2 separate regions of the Homo sapiens genome follow, and region 1 is linked to region 2. The links are chromatin contacts, found by Hi-C or POLR2A ChIA-PET in ENCODE. All regions are on one chromosome and are shown on one strand. Each heading gives the region's core, a stretch centred on a gene start or an enhancer-like site at or near the end of the contact. The rest is flanking DNA. Distances are from core to core; before and after follow the strand shown.

Region 1 (3,799 bases), core at 536-3,035, 160 kb before region 2:
CCAGCACCTAGAACACTGTCTGGTGGATAGTAGATCCTCTGTAGCTATTGAATGAATAATCTTTAATATCTATTTGTTTCTGGCCTCACATGGGAAAAGAAACTTAAAAACAAGACCAGATACAATCGTAATAATTCTTGCCAGGTTATTGGTACGCATCTTTCTGGAAATATGTTATCTGTCATGAATTTGTTTAAATTTTGAGGAAGCTGTGGATAGAGCACCTACTAGCTTTGATTTCTTAGGCAAGTTGTTTGCCCTCTTTGAGGCTAAGATTCCTGCTGTGTAAAAGGAGAGCTCTATAAAAATAGTTGTTTGCCTGAAGTGACAGAAATTATTTTCAGTGCTTTGAAACCTCGTTGAAGGGGTTAATATTTAAATGTAAGATGATATTAGAATGATGATTAATGTCCACATAGAAAGTTCTTACAGTTCAACCCATTATATACTTTTGTTAAATCATTCTGTTTGACCATCAGCCCCTTTTCCTACTTAATTGGTTGTGTAACAGTATTTTAATCGGATGTAACTGGAGCATATTGGTCCATTGTGAAGCAGAAATGCTCTGTTTCTAGAGGACAAAACTGGAGGTGAAACTTCAAAAGTGAGCTCCAGGCAGACTGAAAGAAGAGTTTTTTTGTTTTGTTTCTTGTGAAAAAATTAACTTAGGACTCTCACTGCAAAAAACTGGCAAGCCTGGCCCTCCAGTGGGTTTTCAGCAATTTAAAATGAAATGAGAAGATGCAAAACTATGTCAACTGTAAACTTAAGTATTAACATTAGACTCCTTAGAGGTCTTCATTGAAGGATTTTGCTTTCTATTTAACAAATTAATATTTCTGGTCTTCAGTTTTTCTGTGTAAAACGAACAGGCATTCTGCTGTTTCTGCTGCTGCTGTTAGTGCTGAGCAACAGAGATACAGTATGTTCTGCGGTAGGTGATAGCTTTTTAGACATTTAGAGATTAACATTTGCCTTCTGATTTATTTTCTTTGGGTTAAACATCTTTCATTTTTTCTTCCACTCTTTCCTATTATGTAGATTTATGCTGTTTTTAATGGCCAATATTTGGATCAGAGTCTATTCAGGAGACAGAAGCTACACCATAAATTGAACAGAGAATTTACTATAGGGGTAAAGAGAACTCTAAAGAATACAGGAATGACAGATATAGGGAATAGTCACTACCCTTAGGGCTGGGGCAGAGTACACAAAGAAATAACAAATTTGGAAAAGTATGCGCCCCTCCCCCACCCTGCCCCCAAAGCTGATTGCATATCTTGGAGGAAGTCTCCATTTGGTAGTAAAGATGTTTGCTGAGTTGCTGCAGGTCAGGGTGATGTGGGGCAAACAAGCCCCCAGACTGGGGCTTAACCCAGGAGGGTTCTTGGCTTTGCCAGGAAAGAATTTAAGGGTGAGCCAGTAGTGAGAGAAAGAAACTTTTATTGAACCAGTGCTGCTTCTTGCTGAGCAGGGCTAACCCATAGGCAGTGTGCCCAGAATCGGTGTCTGTGAGCTGCTAGCTAGCTGTTTATATCTGTTATTAATTACATGCTAATTAAGAGGCAGGTTATTTAGAACTTTCTGGAAAAGGGGCTGGAAGTTTCTGGGAATCAGATAAGGTAACTTCTAGGCTGTTGCCATGGCATTTGTAAACTGCCATGGCACTGGTAGGAGTGTCTTTATGCTAATAAACCCTGAGGGCAACTCGAGGTTACTTTTGTCAGCATCTGCTGGTTTCAGCCAGATCTTGTTCCAATCAGCAGGGTGCGACAGGAAATTAAGTCCTGCTGGTCTTCTACCTCAAAGGTAGTTAAGCAGGAAGCTGTACTTGGGGGTGCTGCGGCATCACCAGCAAGCCTGTTTGAGGCACTGGTGGAACTTGCCTGGGAAGATGTCCATGAGAATGCCCACTAAAGCTTGTTGGGATGAGCACCATGGGGTGTTCTGCACACCAGCAGAGCACCATGGAAGTAAGAAGATGCAAAAGCACACTAGAACCAGGAAGAGAAACCCTTTCCTTCCATGCCCTCTACTAAGCTTAGTGTCATCATGCCCGCTCTCTAGGAAGAAATGTTTACATTATTACAGGCAGGGCAATGAAAGGTAGATTTGGAATTGAGAGGCAATATATTGATTACTTGCATAGCCTATTATTTTGGCTACTTAGCTTCCATATGCACTTTACACACATTTGAGCTCCCATATAACAATGAAACTCTTATGTTTCTACCTAACAAGATACAGCTATGTCAGAGGGTGAAACTCTCACCCTTGTTCTAAAATGAGGAATGAGGACATGCTCAGCCCCATAGTCATTGTATCCATTGCTGGCTATATTTTTGTTTGTTTGTTTGTTTTAATAGAATCAGGGTTTTGCTGTGTTGCCCAGGCTAGTCTCAAACTCCTGAGCTCAAGCAATCCTCCGGCCTCAGCCTCCCAATGTCCTGGGATTATAGGTGTGAGCCACTGTGCTTGGCCTGCTGGCTGTTTATCAGTCCTCAAATAGAAGTTCCAGCTTCAGAGGGCCAAGGTCATGTGATGGGAGCCAGGGGCTTGGAGTTCTGAGGGAAGAGGAGTGAAGTATTGGGGGATGTGGCAGTATCACTGACAGTGAGGTTTTTTGGAGGCTTTTTTGGTCTGATTTGTGAGATTGATATTGTCCTTAATGATAAGGAAACAAAGAAAATGGCAGAAGTGAAAACTGAAAATGGCGAAGTAGAAAAACACCATCTCCTCTATGATGGAGAATCTGTTTCAGGAAAGGTGAAAGAGTCTAGAAAGAGCTAGAGCACCACAACATTAGAATTGAATTTGTACGTCAAATTGAACTTTTCTATGATAAGAGTAATATTCAAGAGTTTGTAAACCTAGTGAAAGAACTAGCCTTACCTGGAGAGCTGACTCAGAAGTTGTCATTTGGAATTTATACATGTTGAAAAGTCATGAGAATCTTACATTGGTGCTAATGTCCTCTTGATGTATTGAAGTGTTAGTAGTAAGAAGACTGACAGACTTGGTAAAAAGAATGTGATCTTACTGTTCACCAACTTGCCAGCTATCCTGATGGAAGTGGGCATTGAAGATTGTCTACATATAGAATTTGAATATAATGAAGTATCATTTAAAGGATGTGACTGTTACAAAAATTTACCTCTTATAAGTAAGAATAAAAACACAACATATGGGGTTACAACTGATCAATAAGACTGTTGTTAGCAGGATATGACCTAACTCCAACAATGAAAGTTATGAACAAAAAAGTTTCAGTAAGGTACTTTTTGAATTTAGCGCCTGTTGATGAGGAAGACAGAGGGTACTTTAGGCAGCAGATCATTTAATGGAGAAAAGCTCCTGAAAAACTGAGGAAACAGAATAAACTTTTACCAGTGATTTGAACCTCCAGAATCACAAGCATCTGCTGAATAGCCTGAAATATACTGAATAAGATGAAAAAAGAAAAACAAAACTATAATCATTAAGTTAAACAGGTTAAAGATGGCTGCAGCATGTGGAGGGGCAAAATGGGCATAACTCTGCCCGGGCATGGTGGCTCACACCTGTAATCCCAGCACTTTGGGAGGCGAGGCAGGCGGATCACTTGAGATCCCAAGTTCAAGACCAGCCCGGCCAACATGATGAAACCCTGTCTCTACTAAAAATACAAAAAGTTAGCTGGGCATGGTGGTGAGTGCCTGTAATCCCAGTTACTTGGGAGGCTGAGGCAGGAGAATTGCTTGAACCCAGGAGGCAGAGGTTTCATTGAACCAAGATTGCACCACTGCACTCCAGCCTGGGC
Region 2 (3,823 bases), core at 585-3,084:
AGAAGCTATAATACTCTTCAAGATTGGGAAAATAACAATAACTCAAAGTTGAATACCATTTTTACAGTTCACAACATACTTCCATAGACTTTACCCCATTTAATCCAGGCAACTATCCAGTGAGGTAGGAATTATCTTTCCAGAGAAGAAAACTGAAGCACAGGTTACACAACCTGCCCAAGATCCCATAGCTGCCTCAGGGCAGATGGAAATCAGCATTGAAGCATGCTGACTCCAAAACCCTCCATGCTTATACTAGGCTAATTTTCTTATTTCCAGGATATTATGCTGTTGCCTAAATGTACTACGGTTCATTCCTTGAGACATATTATACTGTTATCTTCAAAGGCTGAAAGGGGCAAGAAAGGTCCAACAGCTAATAAAACTTGTGTGTGGTTTTTGTTTTGTTTTGTTTTGAGAAGGAGTTTCGCTCTTGTTGCCCAGGCTGGGGTGAAATGGCGCGATCTTGGCTCACTGCAACCTCGGCCTCCTGGGTTCAAGCAATTCTCTTGCCTCAGCCTCCCAAGTAGCTAGGGTTACAGGCGCACGCCACCATGCCCGGCTAATTTTTGTATTTTTAGTAGAAACGAGGTCTAGCCATGTTGGCCAGGCTGGTCTCAAACTTCTGACCTCAGGTGATCCACCCGCCTCGGCCTCCCAAAGTGCTGGGATTACAGGCGTGAGACACCGCTCCCGGCCCTAATAAAACTTTGTATCACAGCTACATAAATTAAAACACTTGAAGAGCAACTATCTTTTAGGGATAAAGAGCCAACACCGGTAGAAAACGCAGCAAAGGATGTAGTTTCTGCACATCGCCTTAAATCTCTAAGATTTAAGTGTAAATTACAAGATGTAGTTAAAACCCACAATGACAGTGGGGTTACCACCTTGCAAGAAACTTCAAGGGAAATCACCAGACAACGTCTCATTTCACTCTGGCCCATAAGCTGCAACTAAAACCAGGTTGAAAGCCTGTAAGTGGCCTTCTGCAGTCTACCTGCTAGTGTATGGCAAACCCTCATGGAGTGGGGTTGTAAAGTGAAACAGCCTCTGCCTTGAAAAATCATAATTCAAGTGACCAATGTTGCTACACAACGACTAGATATGCCATATCCCTGGCTTAGGGTTTCTGAGGACCCCTGGGACTCCAGTTCACTGCAAACAAAGGACCCAACATGCATTTGGTCTTCCCCTGCTAAATGGGACAAGTTACCACCAGCAAACAAAGAATACCTCACCCCTTGGCCTCCCCCAGTGACAAGGTCGGTGCAAAAGGGGGCAAACTAGGGGGGCCAGAAGGCACCGGGCCTCCCTCTGGACGAACGGTCCGGGCAGCACCGGGAAGGAGGAGAAGTAGACAAAGGTCTCGGGGCACTCAGGAGGCTTCCTCCAGGCCCTGCCTGGGGAAACGGCGCATCCCGAGGCGAAGGCGTCGTTGCGCCAATGAAGCGGCCTCTCCCACGGCCTCCGCGGAGCCCCTGGCTGCGAGGCCCGCCCCGGCGGACCGGTCTGGCCCCCGCCCCCGCCCGGGCTCCATGGCAACGGCAGGCCGAGGCCTGGCTGCCCACGGATCGGCCGGGCCGGCTTCCCGGGCAGGCCTAGGATGCCCGGCCTGCTCCTCGGGCCCGCCGGCGTCTCCGCCCCACTCTCCGCCAGGCTGGCGGTCGGACCGGGCCCCCTCCTCACGACGACCACCCCCGGCCGCGGCAGGCTCCTCAAGAGGGCACGAAAGGGGAGAATAAAAAGCCCAATTCACCTGTTGTTACAGATGTGAAACAAGCCTCTGTGCACCGCGCATGAGCCGCGGCTCCCCCAACCACGGCCGGACTACAACTCCCAGCAGCGGCGGCGCGGCCCCTTCCGAGTCCCGTGGCGGAAGTCCCGCCACCGGCCCGGCGTTCCCCACCCGGCGTCACGGAGCCCGCCTGCGGCGCACGGCTCCGCTCCCCCGCGGGCCTGGAGCCCGGCCCCACCTGGGACTCGTCGTAGCCGCTCGGGGCACCCAGCGCCCGGGATGCCCCAGCACCCGGCCCAATGGGGCGCGGCGGCGGTGCAGGCGGGACTTCCGGCGGAGTCGCGAAGGGGACGGGTTGGCGCCGGCTGCTCTGGGGTCGCAGAGCGAGCGGGTTTGGGTGGCGGGGTCGGGCGTCAAGTTGCTGCCTTTCTCGGCGACTTAGCTGCCTGCAGTGTGAAAGCGGGAAGGGTCTTCTCGCCCTCTGCGAGCCACCCGCGCCTCCTGATGCGAATAAACAGCCCGGGTCATGGCTGAGCGGGGAACGGTTTCCAGCTCGGGCTCCGGGATTCCACCCGCCTTCCCCGCCACAGCTCGTAGCCACGCCTCTTCTCTTCCCCATCTCCCCTCTAATCTGTTTTTTTAGGGAGGTGAGCATTTTTGTCTTGTCTCCCCAGTTTGCAGGGAAGATGAAATCAACGTGTTGGTTCGTTGATTTCGTAAACTGTACAACGTTAGGCAAAGGACAAGGTGGCACTTGCTGGTCGCGGGGAGAGTGCCAGTCATAGTTGCTGGAAATCTGGAGGTCCGCCCGGCCACATCACCTCTTAGGAATGAGAAAGGGGATTGTCCCAATTACACGCTGTAGTCCTCTAGATAAGGTTCAAGTATAGGTTCAGTGGAATTCAGCTTCAAAAGGAAACAACGCAGTGGCGTAGCTCTGAAGCTGGGTCAGGATTTTACAGAGTATGGTTTTAAGATGTGGCCTTTAGGCCGGGCGTGGTGGCTCACGCCTGTAATCCCAGCACTTTGGGAGGCCAAGGCGGGTGGATCACCTGCGGTCAGGAGTTCAAAACCAGCCTGGCCAACATGGTGAAACCCCGTCTCAACTAAAAATGCAAAAAAATTAGCTGGGCGTGGTGGCGGGCGCATATAATCCTAGCTACTTCGGGAGGCTGAGGCAGGAGAATCACTTGAACCCGGGAGGCGGATGTTGCAGTAAGCCGAGATCGTGTCATTGAACTCCAGCCTGGGCGACAAGAATGAAACTTAAAAAAAAAAAAAAAAAAAGATGTGACCTTTGAGGCTGTATGAAGAATTAGTGCCATATCCCGTCACTTTTGTGTGCAAACAGTTCAACATGTATCTCTTTTCTTTCTCTCTACATTGGCTAGAAGACCGGGGTGTGGGGGTGGAACATCATTTATTCATTCAAATAATTAGTGCATCTGAACAGGGCATGGTGCTGTGTTGTGTGGAGAATAGAGAGATCCCTGCACGGACATCTGAGTGCTCTGTGTATCAGTTGCTAAGCTGGTGTGGAGGCTACAAAGGCCCTGCCTCAAGGGACTTAGAGCCTAGTAGAGAAGATGACAACATTGTGTGAAGGAAATGGAAAGTGGTAAATGCTGGAAAGGAGGTATTAGGTACTCCAAGAGTTCAGAGAAAGGAGTGGTTACTCCTGAATGGCAAAATGAAAGGAACGTGAACAAAGACATACGAGTGGAACAAGGGACAAATCCTAGGAATATTCAGTAGTTCAGTGTGACCACAGGGTTGGATGTGTGTGCAAGCTTTACAGGAAATAGAACTGAAAAACTGTTGGGGAGTGCCATACTAAGGAATTTTTACTTTTTTTGGTAAGACATTTAAAAAATTATTAGGAGAGTAAAATACTGCACTTTTTTGTTGTTGTTGAGACAGAGTCTCTACTCAGTCACCCAGGCTGGAGTGCAGTGGGGTGGTTGCGGCTCACTGCAACCTCTACCTCCCACGTTCAAGCGATTCTCCTGCCTCAGCCTCCCAAGTAGCTGGAATTACAGGTGTGCACTACCATGCCCAGCTCATTTTTGTATTTTTACTAGGGAT

What was found. A loop is a pair of places that touch in the nucleus more often than their neighbours do. ChIA-PET counts read pairs that join two places held with the same protein, here RNA polymerase II (POLR2A). Pooled maps may share reads with other maps.
Region 1: a loop to region 2 is called in a pooled map, with 2.3 times the contacts of the local background. The contact joins the enhancer-like site here to the promoter of DHX30 in region 2. A Hi-C loop is called at or near these places in 1 of 50 pooled maps. POLR2A ChIA-PET finds 5 or more read pairs at or near these places in 2 of 52 experiments (CD8-positive, alpha-beta memory T cell and OCI-LY7).

Annotation. Positions count from the first base shown.
Region 1 is chr3:47,959,902-47,963,700 of GRCh38, reverse strand. The region is part of intron 3 of MAP4 (microtubule associated protein 4); the gene reads left to right. It also overlaps the pseudogene VPS26BP1. Among named protein-coding and RNA genes, the nearest start is that of MAP4, 55 kb to the left of the region's middle. RefSeq lists a silencer at 1,647-1,756. Within about 2 kb of position 1,785, at least 2 of the 41 ENCODE cell types and tissues checked have a DNase peak (open chromatin) inside an H3K27ac peak, as active enhancers do.
Region 2 is chr3:47,801,149-47,804,971 of GRCh38, reverse strand. DHX30 (DExH-box helicase 30) reads right to left here and starts at 1,834. Exons shown (of 22, transcript NM_138615.3): 1 at 1,760-1,834. RefSeq lists silencers at 40-236, 1,414-2,263 and an enhancer at 1,164-1,689.